2 separate regions of the Homo sapiens genome follow, and region 1 is linked to region 2. Evidence: read pairs that join two places in POLR2A ChIA-PET (ENCODE). Cell type or tissue: PC-9. All regions are shown on one strand. Each heading gives the region's core, and the rest is flanking DNA. Links, peaks and the distances in the headings are about the cores only. Region 1 overlaps ERGIC1 (endoplasmic reticulum-golgi intermediate compartment 1). Region 2 overlaps ERGIC1 (endoplasmic reticulum-golgi intermediate compartment 1).

What was found. ChIA-PET counts read pairs that join two places held together with the same protein. Peaks named below come from ENCODE experiments on the same cell type or tissue, not always from the same donor. Only the 100,000 strongest peaks of a DNase experiment are listed, where the experiment ranks them.
Region 1: POLR2A ChIA-PET joins it to region 2 with 7 read pairs; 5 of 35 experiments call an interaction of 5 or more read pairs at or near these places.

What each region holds. Positions count from the first base shown.
Region 1 is chr5:172,889,682-172,905,557 of GRCh38, reverse strand. ERGIC1 (endoplasmic reticulum-golgi intermediate compartment 1) reads right to left here. Exons shown (of 10, transcript NM_001031711.3): 3 at 8,484-8,556. Among named protein-coding and RNA genes, the nearest start is that of MIR10523, 17 kb to the left of the region's middle. RefSeq lists a silencer at 658-952 and enhancers at 1-974, 455-1,412, 3,312-3,822. In PC-9, for the core only: no CTCF peak of the experiment used is centred there; no DNase peak of the experiment used is centred there; H3K27ac peaks cover 1,041 bases.
Region 2 is chr5:172,949,323-172,953,322 of GRCh38, reverse strand. ERGIC1 (endoplasmic reticulum-golgi intermediate compartment 1) reads right to left here. Exons shown (of 10, transcript NM_001031711.3): 10 at 640-2,614. The coding sequence ends at 2,507. Among named protein-coding and RNA genes, the nearest start is that of RPL26L1-AS1, 8.0 kb to the left of the region's middle. In PC-9, for the core only: no CTCF peak of the experiment used is centred there; no DNase peak of the experiment used is centred there; H3K27ac peaks cover 852 bases.

The sequences.
Region 1 (15,876 bases), core at 4,125-8,124, 52 kb after region 2:
TCCTAAATGAGCTGCACACTAGTCGCTGGGTTCCACAGTTCTCTTCCGTGACCCACGGCTTCCAATAGAGCTGTAACACTCACCGCATGGCCCAACGTTCCATTCCTTGGAATCCGTGAGGCCAAGAACCCCAGGTCTAAGAACAAAGACCCGCCGGTAACAGGCCCGAGGAGGATCGGCCTCCCTACAGCCAAATGCTCTGCCTGGCCTTCAGCACCCAATTTCTACCCCAGCTGTAATGTGCAACTCTGGAGAGCTGTTGAGTAATGAAATTGCTGGGTGATTAACACACAGTCAACTAAGGAGAGCCTGGGCTTCCCTTCCCAGCCAGGAAGCTGCCTGAGACTCTTCCTTGAAGCAACTCACCTTTCCCACCTGGCGAGGCTGGGCCTCCGCACAGCACTGAGGGATTGTGGGATGATGTCATCCACTGGCAACCCTCTGGAGGTGACCTCAGCCAAGAGCAAAGTGAATCCCAGGTGTGGCGCCAAGGTGAGCTCACCCACAAGGCCCCAAGAAGCCTCTCCCAGGCGTGGGTCCCTGTCTTCCTAACCAGAATAAGCAGAGAACAGGCTCCGCAGGGCTAGAGGGCCACCCAGAACAAGGGGGCTGCGGTGCTGGGCAGGGACGGCCTGAGGCGCTCTGGCCAGGCTGGTTATGTAAGGCCAGAACTGGCTGCTCCCAGGCTCCTTCCTGGAGGGCCCCAGGCTGTGAGATAAACACAATTCAATCACCTGGGCTGCCTGATGAGGTCAATAAAGCCGCCTTCGCCTTCGTGTCCAAGGCAAATGTTCCAGGGCTGCTGGCTTCCTGCCACCCCAGCCAGCGCCACGAGCTCACCCACAACCACCCCATGGCAGGGGCCTGCCAAGGCTAACTAACTTCATTGGCTAGGGCTGAACTGATTTTAAAAGGCCAACGGGCTGCCAGAAATCAACCCACCTGGAAGAAAAGGAAATGTTTTTTGTGGATTCATTGTGGTTTGAGGACTTCCATGGGCCTGACTCCCCTGTCACCAGTGTGGGCAGTGGGAAGGCCTATGGGGGCAGTGGCAGACCGGTGTGGGCTCACCTCCTGGCTCTGCCACTTAGGAGCTGGGAGACCTAGGACACACTGCTTCACCTCTCTGAGCCTCAGTTTCCTCATCTGTAAAACTGGAAAAGCTTTCAATCGGTTCGAAAATCAGCAAAATTAATCTATGGCAATGGAAGTCAGAATAATAGTGGTGGGGGCTACTGACTGGGAGGGGCTCAAGGGACCCTTCTTTGGTGACAGAATGTATTATGTCTTCATCAGAGTGATGGTTACGTGTGTAAACACAGGTGAAAATTCATCAGGCCTCTACCTTAATATTTGTATGCTTTGCTGTATGTAAGTTACACATACCTCACTAAAATAAGAAAATAAGAAAGGAAAGGAAGGAGGGAGAGAGGAAAGGAGAGAAAAAGAGGAAAATAAGGATAAAGATTCCGTCTACTTCACAGGGCTGCTGGATGACTGCCAGGTCAAGCTGTTGGCTGCCCCAGGGCAGGAGAGTGAGTGAGTGTGTGTATGTTAGTGTGAGTCAATGTGTGTGTGTGTGTGTGTGTATGTGTGAGACTCATCTCTCTCTTGAGGGCCGATTCCACACCCTTCTTGGTAAAGAAAATACAGCAGTGCAGGGGAAGCCTAGGCTACCAGGGTTCGAAGCCTAGGCTACCAGGGTTCAAAGCCTAGGCTACCAGGGTTCGAATCCTGGCTCTGCCACCTCTTGGCTGATTGACTTGGGCAAGGGGCTTCCCATCCATCAGTTTCCCCAGATGTAAAATGGGGACAATCATAGGGGTTGCTATGGGGTTGCTGAGAAGATCAAATGAGAACAAGAGCAATGCTAAGTGTGGTCTTAGTAAACAGTAAGTGCTCAATAAATGTCCATGGTTTTTATCATTATTATTAATATCGATGCTCAAGGAGTTGATCCAGTGTTTAATAAGGGTACTATTCTCCCTTCACGTCGATGAAACCAGGCTCAGAGGAGCACAGCTGGCTGGCCAAGATCATAGGACCAAGAGGAGGCAGAGGCAGGATCTGAGCCCAGGGACAGGGGGCCCAGAGCCCATGCTCTTTCCAAGGCATTGCACTGCCTGGATGGGATGGGAATCGGTGAAAAGCTGAGGGGCCGGTGGCCCTCAGTGGACATGTGATGCAGGCATCCTAGTCCTTTTTCATAATCTTCAGGTGTGTCCCCTCCCACCAGGGCCCAGGTGCCTGCAGGGTACAGGGGTGCTTAGGGGTCCAGTTGCGTCTGTCCCACAAGCCTCTCCCACTCCCGTCAACACCCCCAGGACGAGGGCTCCCTGAGCCTCAGCACAGAGCGTGTGCTCACAAACTTCAGTGGAATGAGCCTGAGTGGAGGAGGGAGTCCTCAGCAGAACTCCCAGGATGCAGGGAAGGCACGCGCTGGTGGAGCAGTCGGGAGCACATTCCAGGTGGGGGACGCCAGATGGCGTCAGGGAGTCAGGCGAGTGCGTGGGAGGGTGGGGGTGTGGGTGGACAGTGGCCTTGTAGGGAGAGGTACGCAAGGGCCTGGGGAGGTGTGGGTGGGGGGAGTGTAAATGGAATGTGGTGGAGGGCCTTGAAATTCTAGTCTGAGGCATGAGTTCGATGACATCTATACAAAACAATTTTATTTGCTTTTTGAAGAGCACTTAAATAGTTCAGATTCCTGCCTGAAGTCTCTGACCTCTATGCTTCAAAATTTGATCGAATGGAAACTTAGGCGGCGGTGAGGCCTGCCGCAAGGGCTTGGGGTGGGGTGGAGGGAGGGATGGAGATTCTGCAAGCACGTGCTCCGGAGCCTTGAGTTTCAAATCCTGAGTCGTCCAGGTAAAAGTATGTGCATCTATTACCAACCAGGTGGATGTCTAAAATACATCCCTCGACAGCCAGTCACCGGGTTCTGCCCACCCCTGCTCCAAAGCCAAAGTCCCAGCACCCTCGGCCCCTCTGACTTGGGTCATCCCCCAGCTCCCACCAGGGCTTTGGCCTCTGGGTGGCCCCACACCAAACCCATCTTCACAAGGGGTGAGCTGTCTGAGACATAAACCCGTCACTCCACACTCAGACGCCCTCAGGCCTCCTATTGCTAAGAGCAATGTCCTTCATGCTCCTTAATGGGATGCCTGGGGCCCTCTACCCAGCCTGGCTCACAACCCAGGCTCAAGGCAGGCAACCTGGAGACTTCCAGCTCCTCCTCCTGGTTAAGCCACTGCTCCCCACTCCGGGCCTCCTACGGGGAGCCTGTGAGAACACCGTGACCTCCAGGTGACCTCCAAGCTCCCACCTCCCAGGCTTCCATCTGCCTGTTTGGCCACCTCACCCTAGAAGGGTGCATCCAAGTCCTCCAGTCAACTATTCTGATCAAAAAGCAGTGGCTCCCATGAGCCTGGGGCCCTGAAATGCTGGGGCCAGGGAAGTGGGGTACAACAGAGGGGAGGTGCTGAGCCTGGGCTTCAGCATCACAGACCCGTGTTTGACTCCAGTTACACCACTTAGTGCTTCATGTGGTTTTGGCCGCCTGGTGCCTCAGTTTCCCCAGCTGTAACATGGGGTGAACAGTAGTAGTTGCCTCAAGGGGTTCTGCGATGACCAATGAGATGACCATCATGAAGTGCTGACCTGCCGGGGGCAGCCTGCATGCCTATAATCCCAGCACTTTGGGAGGCCAAGGTGGGAGAATTGCTTGAGCCCAGAAGTTTGAGACCAGCCTGGGTAACATACAGGGAGACCCCTGTCTCTACAAAGAATTAAAAAATTAGCCAGGCATGGTGGCTCATGCCTGTAGTCCCAGCCACTCGGGAGGCTGAGGCAGAAGGATCGCCCTGGAGGTCGAGGCTACATTAAGCCATAATTGAGCCACTGCCCTCCAGCCCGGGCAACAGAATGAGGCCCTGTTTCAAAAAACAAACAAACAAAAAATAAAAATAAAAATAAAGTGCTGACCTAGGTGTTGGCATGCACACTATAAATCCATGAGTTATAGTATGGAAGGTACCATGAGTTATATTACATTATAAACTATCAGTGGAGAGTTCCAGTTACTATATTTTATTAGTATAAATCCTCATGAGGTTAATAATTATTCAGAGCAGTCAGAGACTGGGCAGTCAGAGGCTGGAACATTCTGTGGCCAGGTTGCCTGAGGAGGGGCCTGCTCCCTGAAAACACGGAGTTTCAGAACACTCTGTGGGGCCTCTTTCCCAAGGATAATTAACGGCCTGTCCAAAGCCAGGTTGGAGCCCAACCACCCAAACAAATGTGCCTCCCCCTCACCCCCCACCAGGCCCAGGCCAGAATAAGCGTCTTATGTCACTGATAACCACAGGCTGGGGCTGGAGCCATGTTGATCCAACCAACGGTGACCTCATTTCCTTAAGTTACAATCTCATGGTGGCGGGAGGGGGCACTGACCCCACTGTGGCCACAAACCTGCCACAGAGGGCCAGCCACCCAGAAGACGAGAACTGTGACCTTCAGTTGTTCCCAAACCTGTAGGGCTTCCTGGGGGCCACAAGCTTCTGACAACTGGAAGACCCCAAAGATGTGATGCTTTCTCCTCTCGATTGCTCTGTAAGTCTTAGGGCTCATCCTGCGGAGGCCCTTCGGGCAACTCCTATACCTTAGTAAGGAGGGAAGGGGACATTAGGGTCACTGCATCTTCATAGCTGGAGCATCTGGCCTCAGCTCCGGACAGATCTCTCTATTCATCTCTGCCTCCCTCCCTCTCTCCAGCCGCTGACTTAGCACAGGGTTGGACTCAAGGCAAATGCTCAAAAAATGTCCTCATGTTTTTTTTTGTTTTTTTTTTTTGAGATAGGGTCTCGCTCTGTCTCCCAGGCTGGAGTGCCGTGGTGCAATCATGGCTCACTGCAGCCTGGATCTCTTGAGCTCAAGTGATCCTCCCACCTCAGCCTCCCAAGTAGCTGGGACTACAGGTGTGTGTGTCCACGGCTAACTAATGTTTTTAAAATTTTTTTGCAGAGACAGGATCTCACTGTGTTGTCCAGGCTGGTCTCGAACTCCTGGGCTAAGTGATCCTCTGGCCTTGGCTTTTCAAAGTGCTGGGATTACAGGTGTGAGCCACTGCACCTGGCCCCCTTCCTCCCCTCATCCCTAAGCTTTGTACCTCTCCAGGGACTCGGTGGGATCAGAGCGTCCGGGATGCCGCTGGGAGAGAGGGAGAGGAAGTCCTGGCACGGGGGAATGGGGAGCAGTGGGAACACACTGTGCTCTTCAGAAAGAAGCAGCCCTGCCCTTGGGAAGCTGCATGAGTTGTCTGGGCTTGCTGGAAGGGCCCTTCCCCAATGCTCCCGGGCATTCTGCGGGTGGGGCCCCACCTGCTCGAGCCTCAAGCTGTGACGTCAAAACTCACTTGTTGGCAGCCCATTGCCTCAGTGCCCCACCTCATGTGGGATGAGCTGGGAATGCCACCCCACACGCTGTCAGCAGCAGGCAAGAGAGGCATCTTCTTAACTCAAAGCGGAAGAGGGGACAAGGAATTCACATTCCCTGAGTACTTATATGCCTGGTGCGGAGCGGCCTTAAAACCTTTTTAGAGTTAGATGCAGACTATGTAGGAAATGAATAAATGCACGAAGAGATATGGACCTTATGATATTAAAGTATAGCCGCACTATATTAAGTTAGCTTTCAGCTAAATAATCTTGTTTGATCCTCATAAAATATCATGTACCTGCAGCCATCTCATTTTCTACCTCCTGCCCTGCTTTAGTTCTTGTCTTTGGAGTACTTGCCCCTGATCGATACAGTCTAGTTTTGTTTGCTTGTTGACTGTGTCTACCACTGGCGTTTTCAGCTCCTCCATGTGTGGAGCCACAGAGCAGTGAGTGTGCAGGTCCAGCCCTGGGCTCCACGAGCTCATCATCAAGAAGTGAGTCCCAGGCTAGGCGCAGTGGCTCACGCCTGTAATCCCAGCCTGGGATTACAGGCTGAGGCGGGTGGATCATTTGAGGTCAGGAGTTCGAGACCAGCCTCACCAAAATGGTGAAAGGCTGTCTCTACTAAAAATACAAAAATTAGCTGGACATGGTGGTGCTTGCCTGTAATTCCAGTTACTCAGGAGGCAAAGCACAAGAATCTCTTGAACTCGGGAGGCGGAGCTTGCAGTGAGCCGAGATCACGCCACTGCACTACAGCCTGGACGACAGAGCGAGACTCCGTCTCCAAAAAAAAAAAAAAAAAAAAAAAGAAGTAACTCCCAATTCTACCTGGCAGCTCAGAAGGCCTGGCCCCTCTCCGTCCTGCCTGCTCTACCTCCTACCCTCTCCGCTTGCTCACTTTGACCTGGCTGATTGGCCTTCTTCCTGCCTTCACATACACCAGGTCATCCCTGCCTGAGGCCCTTTGCACCTGCTGGTGTCCTGCCCACAGCACATAAAGCCACCTGCCTGGTGCCTGGTCTCAGCAGATGACACATGTGTGCCTCTGTCACCTTGCTCAGAACATGACAGGCCTGCCAAGCCAAGCAGGTCCCCTCCTAGAGGGTGGGGTACAGCCTGCAGAGGCCAGTGGGTGCCTGGCATACAACAGGTACCTCATAACATTAGCAAGTCTCAACCTCTTGCCGCTCTCCCTGCTTCGAGCTCTGATTCATGATAGGGTGATCCTAAGATGTCCAGTGACTGAGTTGTACAGAGGGGAAGATGCTTGACTTGGACATGGCCATCTCCCATTAGAGGCCTGGGGGGAATAAAACCCCTTCTTCGAACCCTGCATGGCCACAGGGTCATGTCTTGGGAAGCAGACCAACCTCTCCCAGAGCTGGAAGGGAGCTCTGACTCTGGTCTACTCTCCTTCATTTGGCTACCAATACTGAGACCCAGAGGGGTTCGGCAACTTGCATAGGGTCACACAGCAAAGTAGTAATTAAGCAGAGACCTGGCCCTGGGTCTCCCAATGCCTTATCTTGTACTCTTCCCACCACTGTAAAAGGTCCCCTGGGCTTTGGCGCCATCAGGGTTAAAACAGGATCAGAGTGACCAGGAAAGGCAAACTCTCCCATGCCAGGGGAGGGCTGAAAGGTATACCCAGAAACAAGGTGAGACCAGCCCTCCTGTCTCATAGGCCTTTCAGTGTGCTGGTCAAACACATGTGGGCTAGGGAGATAGGCAGGGCTGGGAGCCAGCTCCTAACTGTATGGCTGTGGGCAGGTCCCTCCACCTCCCTGGGCCTCAATTTCCTCTTTGTAAAGAGGGGGCAGCTCCCTCCTGAGGCTGTTTGAGAACTAAAGGTGGTAATGCTTGTATAATGAGAGTCTTCTTGGGCTAAGCAGCTATGTATTTAGTTTCCTATTGTCTTGTGGCTGAGTGGAGGCAAAGGAAACCAAGAAATCCCATTAGTGAAAAAGAAAATTCCAGTGTTGAGCAGGAGAGTGGGTGGCCAGGGCCGAGCTCCGTGATGACTTTCCGGGCTGTAAACACAGAAATGAAGAGGCTTTGAAGCCTCAAGCCAGTGCCAAAGGCAGGAAGCTCCTGGGTCTAATTCCATCACAGAGGGGCGTCCGATGAGGTCGTGACTGCATAATCCTAATGGCATTCTGTTACACACACCCCAGAGCGTTTACTAGGTTATCCAGACAACAGATAATTCTAGGAATCAGGAATGGTTTAACTCTGCGTCAGCCACTGCCAGGAAGCCTGCACCGATTCCTCACCAAGTGTGGGCCTGAGAAATGGGAAGGGGGTTAGTCCAGGGGGCCGGGCGCTGATGTCAGCAACCTCGCCCCCTCCGGTAGGAAGCTGTACCCATTAGTTTCACTGAACTCTTCGGCTCTCACATCAAATGACCCTGTGATGATTCAGAGGGAAAAAAAGCCCACTGGCCAAACAAAGGGATGGCAGAGATGTGCAAATTATTTCTGTTCATCTTTGAGCCCAGGAGAACCCCCACGGAATGGAACCAAAATGTTCCCTTCAGCTTTAACAAGGCAATATTCACTTTTGCTCTCACTTTAAAGTCCTTTTAAGAAACAGAAGAGCAACCGATGCCACAGGCCTGGAGACAGAAGTTGGAAGGTTTGGAACTTGCTCTCCTTTTTAAGACTCCTCTCTCTCTCTTTTTTTTTTTTTTTTGAAACAGGGTCTTGCTTTGTCATTCAGGCTGGAGTGCAGTGGCGCACTCTTGGTTCACTGCAACCTCTGCCTCCCAGGGTCAAGCAATTCTCCTGCCTCAGCCTCCCCAGTAGCTGGGATTATAGGTGCCCGCCACCACGCCCAGCTAATTTTTGTATTTTTAGTGTAGACAGGGTATCAGCATGTTGGCCAGGCTGGTCTCCAACTCCTGACCTCAGGTGATCCGCCCGCCTCGGCCTCCCAAAGTGTTGGGATTACAGGTGTTAGCCACCAAACCTGGCCAAAGACCCCTCCCTCTTCTTGTCTGGGGTCCCAGAACATCCTGGAATGCCCCATCGGGAAAGTATGACTTACACTTCTGTCGTTATAAATCCGGTGAGCTCCGAGAGGAAGAGGAAGAGGATGAAGAGGCAGCAGCAGATGGAGACTGGAAGAAACAACAGAAATGCAAACTGTTAAGGGTGGTGGGCACTGACGAAGGGAGACCAGCCTAGAGGGAAGAGGAAAGAGGCCCCAGGACAAGGGTGTGGGGCTGTGCCCACAGACCCTCCAGAGCCCCTTCTGACTCGAGCCTCAATATGAAGCAGCCCCACCCCCTGCCTTTGGGGTACTGGTCTGGCCTCCAGGTGTGGATCAACCTGCCGACATGAGCAATCCTCCTGGGGCTGGCCCCGCTTCCTTCCAGGAGAGCTCTTTAATGCAAAGGCCAGCCAAAAGTAGAGGCTGCAAACCGGTGGCCCACAAATGTGTTCTGTTTGGCTCGAGTGACAACATATTTCACAATCTGGAGTCCACCTTGAACAGTCAGCAGATTTCACATAAAAGGCCAGCATTCTGGCTTCTCCAGAACATCTCACCCTTGTTCCCACGGAGGGTCGGAGCCCATGAGTTTGCCACAGGCCCCACCACTCCCTTCTGCCTCTCTGGTTCTGAGGCTGAGGCAGAGTCTGTGGCTGTTTCTCACCACCCTCTGTGGTGCCATCCACACGGTGCCCCTGTCCTTAGAAGGGGCTATAGACAGCGGTGCTTCAAGAGAAGAAATAATTCTTTATGGAAGTGAAGAATGGTCCAATATGCTTATTATTTCTTTACTTTTGAGACTCTGTTGCCCAGGCTGGAGTGCAGTGGCGCAATCTCGGCTCACTGCAACTTCCACCTCCTGGGTTCAAACGATTCTTCTGCCTCAGCCTCCCAAGTAGCTGGGATTACAGGTGCCTGCTACGACACCCAGCTAATTTTTTTATTTTTAGTAGAGACGGGGTTTCACCATGTTGGCCGGGCTGGTCTTGAACTCCTGATCTCAAGTGAACCGCCCGCCTCAGCCTCCCAAAGTGCTGGGATTACAGGTGTGAGCCACTACACCCGGCCGGTCCAATATGTTTAAAATGCAGAGTGTAGAACAGAGTTCTGGGGTCGGCCATGTCTGTTGTCTTTCTCTCATCTGCCTGGCACCTAAAGACACTGGGGTTTGTGGACCTTGGAGTCACTCCTTGGGGGCAGGACATAACAAGTGCCCCAGAGTCCGGCCCTCAACTCCACTCACCAGCCCCATCTCCTGACACTCCCCACAATGTCTAACCACCCACCCACAGAGAGCTGCATGCTATTCCCTAAATATGCCTTTCATTTCTGTTCCTTTGCCTGGACTCATCATCCCTCCTCCTCCATGGTTATCCTCTCTGCTTGCTGAACTCCTACTCATCCTCCCAGGCCCGACTCACATGTCCCTTTTGATGGGAAGCTTCCCCTACTCCCAGAGGTGGAGCTGGTCACTCTTTTGTCTGTGTTCCCAGCCTCTGCTTGAACATGTCCCACATTTTATCGGTTATCTGTGGCCGTTTCTCCCACTAGACTGATATCCAGAAAGACAAATACTCTGGAGTTCCAGTGCCTGGCCTGGGGCTGGGGCCTAACAGGTATTGTGTACGGCAGAGAGTCAGCTCCCAGGATACAAAATGAGGGCTGAATACGCCACACCTGAGTTTATCCCAGAGGCACTTAGTGGGCAAGAGCTCACTAAGGACTGCGCTGGGGCCCCACTGCTCACCTGCTGCATGGCCCTAAGTGAGTTACTTAACCTCTTTGTGCCTCCACTTCCTCACCTGTAAATGGCAGCAATGGTAGTACCTGCCTTATAGGGCTTCTCTGAGGATCTCAGCAACACAAGGATTGAGCTTGAAACAGAGCCCGGCAGGTAATAATTACCTGAGCATCAGCTCATGAGTAGGACTTACATCAGAGAGATGTGGGAAGGGTTTGGTGATCTGGGGAAAGTGATTCAACACATTGATTGACCCTTAGTTTCCTGCAAAGAAGACTTCCCAATCCCTCTTGCTGATTCTGCTGCATTCTCCGCAGCCTGCACCTGGACTGGCAGAGCCAGCGTCACGGATGTGACAGCCAGTTATCTCTATTATTTTTCTTAGTCTGTATCTATTTACATATATCGATCTGCCTATCTACCTATCTAAAACAAACAGCCAAACATTGATCGATTGATTGATCTATCTTCAAAGCAAATAGCCATCTATCTGTCTTCAAAACAAACAGCCAAAGATGCATTCCGAGGGAAGGGAGAAGAAAGAGAGTGTTTGCTGGGCACTTACTATGTGCCCTGTTGTGACTGCATTAACAGATGTCCTGTCACTTCACACTCCCACCACCTTGAGGGGGGCGGTGCCCATGTTAAGGGTGTGGAAATGGAGGCACAGTGAGACAAGGAGGCTGGCCCATGGCTTCACTGTGTGGTGGCAGGAGAGGCAGGACTGGAAGCCATATGTTTTAGAGGCAAAGCCCTGAGAAAAGGAACCTCAAGAACTTAGGCTCCGAGTGAAGGGCAGGATGTCCCCAGACTGCTCACTGAGTCTCTCCAACCACCCTGAGACATGGGGGATACTAGAATTACTCCCAATTTCTCCCAAACTTTGAAAAAGTTGGCCAGGCGCGGTGGCTCATGCCTGTAACCCCAGCACTTTGGGAGGCCGAGGCGGGCGGATCACGAAGTCAAGAGTTCGAGACCAGCCTGACCAACACGGTGAAACCCCGTCCCTACTAAAAATACAAAAATTAGCCAGGTGTTGTGGCAGGCGCCTGTAGTCCCAGCTACTCCAGAGGCTGAGGCAGGAGAATCACTTGAACCCAGGAGGCAGAGGTTGCAGTGAGCCGAGATCGTGCCACTGCACTCCAGCCTGGGTAAAAGAGCAAGACTCCGTCTCAAAAAAAAAAAAAAAAAAGAAAAAGTTGTACCGGGGAAGCATTCAAAGGTTTTACTTAAAAAAAAAAAAAAAAAAAAAAAAGTATCATCAGCACCATAAGACAGTGAGAAAAAAAAATTTTTTAAAGAAAAAAATAGTTAACAATGCGTATTATAAAAAAAAAAAAATCCAGCTGTATAAAAAAAGTGAGTCTGTCTCTCCTGATCTGCAGCCCCCGATTCCCTGTTACAGTTTCATGTGTCCATCCATGGACATTTAAATATATATATATATATATACACACACACACACACACACACACACACACATATATATATATATATATATATATATATATATATATATCCCCCTAAGTGAACAGCAGCGTAATGGGCACACTCTTTTCCACCGTGCTTTGCTCACTCAGCAATCTATGTCGAAACAGGTTCCACATCAGTTTACTGAGTGGCCGTGTTTTCCTTCATTTTCGAACGGCAGAGAGATAAATTTCAAATTGTTTTCTCCAGCTGCTGAACAAATCCACTGGAAGAGATCAGCTATCAATCCAAATTTCCTGGCTCCTGTTCTTCCCTTTCTCACCCGCAAACTGAGGCTATTAAACCTCTTGGAAAACTGAGCAGGCAAAACATCCTTGCTTTGGAAGCTTGCAACTTTCTGACCAGGATCATATAGGACCCACATTTCAGAATCTTTTACACCCTCCTCCCCCAAGCCCCGACAACCCATTGGATGCTGTAATGATGAACAGGCACAAAATAGGGAGTGTTGCCGGGCATGGTGGCTCATGCCTATAATCCCAGCACTTTGGGAGGCCGAGGCAGACGGATCACTTGAGGTCAGGAGTTTGAGAACAGCCTGGCCAACACGGTGAAAACCCATCTCTACTAAAAATACAAAAATTAGCCAGGTGCGGTGGCAGGCGCCTGTAATCCCAACCACTTGGGAGGCTGAGACAGGAGAACCACTTGAATCCGAGAGGCGGAGGTTGTAGTGAGCCGAGATCACACCATTGCACTTCAGGCTGGGCAACAAGAGTGAAATTCTGTCTCAAAAAAAACGAAACAAAACAGGATGTGTTCATGAAGGTCAGTGCTAACTTGGATGGGTTCAGGTCTCCTAGCTACTTTCCGTGTTCATGCTTGTAGACGTGTGTCCCAGGGTTCTAATTCTATCCACACCAGAGCACCAGAGCTGGGGGGATGGGATGGAAAGGCCTCCTGAAATCTGTGTGCTTTTTCAAGGCTCGGACTAAGCCTGGTCAGCCCAGCAGGTGGACACAATAAGTGCCAAGTCTACTCGGCAGAGACTCAAGTGGTCCAAAGGTCCCGATCACACGCATTCATGGCGTGTGTTACCCTTACCCCAGATAGAGGAGGAGGACAGAGACCAGGTCACAATGCCACTGTGGCCTCAGAGACTAGCACAGTGCCTGGCTCAGAGAAGGTATAAAATAAATATTTATTGAATGAATGAATAAAAAACACAACAGGAGGTAAAAACTATTTCAACCAGAAAGGCCTTCTGATACTGAAGGCTTGATGAAGGTTTTTCAGTCCATGTTTGGGCAAGACTCTAAGGCTCTCTAACTCCAGACTTCTTCTGAAACTGACTCAGGCATCGGACAGTAGGAATGTGACCCCAGGAGAAGGCTTGATGGTAGGAAACCTGGTACGGCCAGCCAAAGGGGGCACTGGACCTGAGACCCAAGGCTCCGAGAGGTCAAGGAATTTGTCCAAGGTCACACAGTCACGTAAGTGGAGGAGGCAACATTTAAACCCTGAGCTGTAAGTCTCCAATGCCCTGATCTTTCCTTCAGTTATTAATAGCACCCATCACAAAGTAATGAAATGGTGTGTGTCCAAGTCAGCCCGCCCTGCCCAGTCGTGTGCTCCTCAAGGACAAAGATGGAAGCCCCGTTCATCAGCACAGTCCCAGGGCTTGGCATGGCGCCTGGCCCAAGGACCTGGTTAATAAATATTTATTCACTAAATGGTAGCTAAGGGCTGGCTTCCTATGCCTCACGCCTTTCCTCTTGTGTAAGGAAATTTGCTGTCTCCTGTGCTGTGGCTGAAACTGTCTATCAGACCATGTCCCTGGAGGGCCCTTTGGCAGGACCTTGTAAGTTTCAAAAAAAAAAAAAAAAAAAAAAAACATACTCTTTAACCCAGTAATTCCTCTTCTAGGGAAGTTACCTTACAGAAATAACTGTACAAGGATACAAAAAGATATGGACAAGGATCTCCAACAAACCAGAATGGGGAATGTCTACCCTCAGGGGCTGGCCACAGGCCCCGTAGGTCAGCCAGATAACAGAATGTGACACAGCTGGAAAGAAGAATGTGGTGGCTGTTTATCCGCTGGCAGGAAAGGTGCCCAGGATGTATCAGCAGAAGAAAGGCAGGGGAAGAACAGTGTGCAGAGTATGCTCCCTTTTGTGTTTCAAACAGTGATATAGGTATATCAAAGCCTAAATAGGCCAGGTGCAGTGGCTCATGCCTGGAATCCCAGCACTTTGGGAGGCCGAGGCAGGCGGATCACTTGAGGTCAGGAGTTCGAGACCAGCCTGGCCAACATGGTGAAGCCTCGTCTCTACTAAAAATACAAAAATTAGCTTGGCATGGTGGTGGGCATCCGTAGTCCCAGCTACTCGGGGAGGCTGAGGCACAAGAATTGCTTGAACCCGGGAGGCAGAAGTTGCAGTGAACCGAGATCCCACCACTGTACTCCAGCCTGGGGGACAGAGCGAGACTCCATCTCAAAAAAAAAAAACAGCCTAAATATATTTTTTAAAACTCTAGAAAAATACACACCTGACTGTTAAACATACCAGACAAGGGAGAGACTGCAGAGATGGAGAAGAGGGAAGAGGATGGAGCCACTGGTGGACGGTAGGAATGGGGCAGGAAGCCTCATTTGATTTTTTTGGATCAGGTTCATAAACTACCAAGGCTCTTTCCTCTCATGGTCCCCTCCATATCCTTTCCTCGGGAGTCAAGGCACAAAGCTGCACAGCTTCTCAGGCCACAGGCCCTCATGTGTTGCAGGCTCCGGGAGGACAGTGAGAAGAAAAGGAGAGTCATCCATGCACTGAGGGGTTAGTACGTGCCCTGCACAAGACACATCCCGGGACACATTTAATCCCCAGATCAGGAAACTGAGGCTCAGAGAGGGGAGTGACTTGCTCAGTCACACTGCTGCTAAATGGGAGGATGAACCTTGCTCTGCCCGAACACAGAGCCTGTGTGACATGCATCCTGCCACGGGGCTGTGCTGTCCCTTCCTCAGGGCTCTCAAAGGCATCTTGCAGCTTCAACAAGCCCAGCCGGATCCCCAAGGTCCTCCCCCAACTGAGAATGGCCTGACCTGGGAGAAGTGGACTCCAATATGACCGACTGCCCGGCCCAGGACCCTGCTCAGGCAGCAGGGCTGGGACCATCAGGGGGGCAGTTCCCTCTCCCACACCAGGCACTAGGGGGGCTTGTGGGGTGCAAGGAGGCCCACCTGAGTATGAGTCGTGGCTCCATCTTCTGTGAGCTGTGAAATTTCAGCTCACCTCTCTCAGCTCATTTTCTCATTGGGAAAATGAGGCGAAAGCATCCCCTGTTTGCAAGGTGGCTTTGGTTTGTTTTTAAAACTTTTTACTGTAGAATAATCATAGATGCAAAGGTAGTACAGACAGTTCCCATACGCCCTTCACTGGGCTTCCCGTTATGTTAGCATCTTACATTTGTCAAAATGAAGAATTGAACATTAGTACAGTACCATGAACTTGGCTACGGACTTTATTTGGGCTTCACCAGTTTTCCCACAAACTCCAGATTTCTGTTCCAGGAACTGATCTGGGAGTCCACTTTGCATTTTCATCCTGGGTCCTTAGTCTCTTATCAGTGACAGTTCCTCGGTCTTTTGTGTTTTTCAAGGCCTTGCCATGTTTGAAGAGTACTGGCCAAGTATCCTATAGAATGTCCCCTGACCTGGGATTGTGAGTTTTCCTATGATTAGACTGAACTGTGGTTTTTTGGTACGATCCCATGGAGGCAAGATGCCTCCATGCATCCTATCAGGGGCTCACGATATGCACGTGGCTTATCACTGGTCATGCCAACCTTTCTCACTTGGTTCCTCACTGGCACTTGCCATATTTCCTCAGTAAAGGCCTTATTTTTCCTTCCCATTCTCTATTCTTTGAAATAGAGTTACTAAGTCCACACTCAAGAGAGGGGAATTAAACTCCACCACCTGGATGGGAGAATAGCTACATACACGTTGAGTATCCCAAATCTGAAAACCCAAAATCCTAAGTGCTCCAAAATTTGAAACGTTTTCAGTGCCAACATGTTGCTCAAAGGAAATGCTCACTGAAGCATTTTGGATTTCAGGTTTTTGGATGTGGGATGCTCAACTGATAAGTATAATGCAAATATTCTAAAATCTGATATCCAAAATCTGAGACACTTGTCCTAAGCATTTTGGATAAGAGATACTCAGCCTGTATATTATTTGGAATTCTTCTGAATGGATTTGTCTCTTCT
Region 2 (4,000 bases), core at 1-4,000:
TAGCCTCCTGAGTAGCTGGGATTACAGGTGCCTGCCACCACGCCCAGCTATTTTTTGTATTTTTAGTAGAGATGGGGTTTCACCATGTTGGCCAGGCTGGTTTTGAACTCCTGACCTCAGGTGATCCACCCGCCTCTGCCTCCCAAAAGTGTTGGGAATACAGGTGTGAGCCACTGCACCTGGCCAAAGGGGGTTTCACTTTTTTTTTTTTTTGAGATGGAGTCTCGCTCTGTCGCCCAGGCTGGAGTGCAGTGGCACGATCTCGGCTCACTGCAAGCTCTGCCTTCTGGGTTCATGCCATTCTCCTGCCTCAGCCTCTGGAGTAGCTGGGACTACAGGCGCCCGCCACCACACCTGGCTCATTTTTTGTATTTTTAGTAGAGACGGGGTTTCTCCATGTTAGCCAGGATGGTCTCGATCTCCTGACCTCCTGATTGGCCCACCTCGGCCTCCCAAAGTGCTGGGATTACAGGCGTGAGCCACCGTGCCTGGCCGGGGTTTGACTTTCTGATCATCCTCACAGATCTCCTTTTCAACTCTTCTACCTTCTCTCCTCTAGAAGTGAATTCCATTCTGGCTGTGATTCCAGCCTTTGGGTCACCCAGCCCCAGTCAAGGTAGAAAGAATCACACCATAATATTTCTGAAAATCAGCCTTTTAATCTAGTTGAACCCAACGAGTGGGGAAAGAACTAAAACATTTTTTTCCCTTCAGATTTTGATTATAAGAATAACGGGTCAGAGGTGTCTCTTCCATAGGAAACTGACATCCCCTATGTCCTCAGAGTTGTTTTTTTTTTTTTCTTCAAAAAAATGCATAAAAGAATTTCAACTCATGTGCATGCCACACATTTCCATCCCCACCCCACCCTGCCCCACCCTCTACAGGCACACATATTCACACACCAAAGGGACTCCTTCCTGTAACTGGGGAACAGAATGTAAAAAAATCCATCCAAGTGGCCACCGATACCAGAAATAACCAAATGCATTTACACTCACAACATCAGTCAACTCACATGCACAAGGAGAAGCGTCTCCAATCGGAGCTTAGAGCCAAAAATTACAAATGGCAGAGACTTGAGCTATCCATAAGATAATTTTAAAAATCCTTCCACTGGACACTCCCCTTCATTACAAAAGTATGCAAACAATCTTGCTATAAATGGAAAACAGGCGTGTGGCTCTCTCCCTGGGACATGAGGGCATAGCTAAAATTCCCTGGGTGGAATTAATGCCTGGACCATTGCTCCTCCCTTTCAGGACAAAAGGGAAAGGATGAAGAGGAGCAGCAGGGTAGGGACCCACCTCAGGAGCAGGTGGGGCACCCTGGAGCTGCCTCAGGGGCTGGGAACGTGTTGGCATGTGACCAGCTGATGGAGGAGCACAGTGTCAAGTGGGCCACGATGGCTGTAGAGAAACCCAAGTGCTCTGCACCCGTAGGGAGTCCAGAAGGTAGAGGTCCACGGACAGGACAGGCCTGGCCTGCTTTGCTTCCTCCACCTAAGGCCTTGGGACCGATGGCGTCCGTCTGAGAGGCTGCATGATTATTTTAGGGTTGCAGGAAGGATGCTTCCCATCTGGACGTAAGTGCACAAACCATGTCTATCTGGATCTCAAAAGATGACTTCCCCTTTACACAACCCCCACTCCCTGCCACTGCAGATCCCAGCAGAGTGGTGGGAGATCTTGGCAGTGGGAACCAGAATGCTGTTGCCACACAGCACACAGGCTGAGGCACATTGGTGGAGGGTTCAGAGGAACGAGGAGAAGAGAGGAAGAGGAATCTGTGACCCGCCTTGTGACTGGTGGGCAGATTCAAGTCTCTACCGCTGCTGCTGAGCAACTGGGCATCTGCTTCTTGGAAGAACAAGAAAGGGGTGGGGTAAAGACTTGAGGCCTGGGTTCTAGGTTGGGCAGGAAGGGATGGGGCAGAAGTCAGGGTTCCATCTATAGTGACAAATCATAGGGGCTTGCTTGGGAAGTACCATCTTTCGTGGAAGGTGCCGGGTGTATAAAGGAGTACCTTTGGGCAGCCTGGTCCCAAAGCTGAAAGCCCAGGTCTGGTGCCTCTGGGGCAGGTTGGCTGCCCAGGGGAGAAACCAAATCATTAATGTGTCCACCTAGTGGGGGCTGCGAGATTGTCGAAGCCTGGCTGAGAGCTGATCGATATGCATTCTGGGATGTTCCCCTGAGGGAAGAGACTGCAGCTCTCCTAGGAGGGGTCCCCAAGATCCCTGGACTCCCCACCCCTTGCCTGACTCTGTTCTTGGGGCTCCCCAGGGAAAGGGGAACTGCAACTTCAGGCAGTGTAATTTGTCTAAAAAGAAACACGGGGAAAAGAGGTAGCTGCAAAACATCGAGCCATCCTCTACTTTCCCCCCACTTCCCACACACCCTTTGGGACACAGCCAGATTTGGGACCAGATTGAGGGCCAAAGGAGACAGGGCACTGGAGGCAAGGCTGGCGATGCCCAGGGTCCTCGGCCATTAGGCTGGGTGTGGCGTCAATGCATCTTGCCCAGCTGGATCTTCTTCCAGGCCTCAGAGGCTGTGAAGATGCATGAGTCCAGGATGCCGGCGACGGTGAAGGTCCCGCCAATGATGGCACAGATCTGCAAGAGGGCAGGGGTGGGGTGGGAGTGTCAGAAGTCAGTGCTGGAGGATGAACCAGGCCAGACCCCTCCCACATCATGAGATGATGGGCTCTGCAAGGCAGACATTGCCCGTTAAGCCCATAATACCCACTACATAGTCACCAAGTCCGGAACATACTTAGGGCTCAAAGAAAACCAGTTGTTGGATGGTGGATTTAATAATAATAAAATAATTTTCACCATTATGAGCTCCTTTAATTCCCATATTCACCCTCTGAATGAGGAAGGGAATTATTAGACCCATTTCACAGCGGAGGAAACTGAGGTTCATCAGGTGACTTGCCTAAGTTCACCACTAGCAGAGATGCAACTTGAACACAGGTACGTCTTAACTCTGGAGCCTGTGGTCTTAACCTCAACTCTGAATTTATCACATATTTACAATCCCATTTGCAGATGAAGGAAATGGAGGTTCTGAAAGGCAGTCCCAGGGGCCCAAGGTCACACAGCCAAGAAATGGCATCCTGGGACTTGATGGGTAGTAAGCAAATAATCATACCAATAAATGCAAAATTATAGCCAAGGCAAGTGCTACAAAGGACAGAGAGGCCTTTGGTGCTACCAGAAAGCTTCTATTAGAGCAAGGTTTCTTTTTCTTTTTCTTTTTTTTCTGTCTTCCAGGCTGGAGTGCAGTGGCGTGATCTCAGCTCACTGCAAGCTCCGCCTCCCGGGTTCACGGCATTCTCCTGCCTCAGCCTCCCGAGTAGCTGGGACTACAGCTGCCTGCCACCGCGCCTGGCTAATTTTTTGTATTTTTAGTAGAGACAGGGTGGGGGTGTTTCACCGTGTTAGCCAGGATGGTCTTGATCTCCTGACCTCGTGCTCCACCCGCCTCGGCCTCCCAAAGTGCTGGGATTACAAGCATGAGCCACTGTGCCTGGCCAGGGCAAGGTTTCTAATGGCACCATTGACATTTGGGGCCAGAGAATTTTTTGCCACAGGGGCTGTCCTTTGCAGAAGGATTTAGCATCCCTGGCCTCTACCCAGGAGATGCCAATCATACCCCCCCCCGCCACGCTGTGACAACCACAATGTCTCCAAACATTGCCAAATGTCCCCAGATGTCAAAATTGCCCCTGGTTGAGAATGGCGGTAGCAGGAGGATAATGAATGTCACCTGTTATGTCTGTACTTCATAACTGTCTGCCACATCATAATATACTAACCACAACAAAATACACAGTACTTACACAGCACCTTCCCTGGGCCAGGTGGGTTACAGTGCTCCATGCCTACCACCCCAGTGAATCCCCAGCTCAACCCTAGGCAGTAGGTACTATTCTTAGACTATTTCACAGCCAAGGAAACTGAGGCACAGAGACCCTGAATCCCTCGTCCAATGCC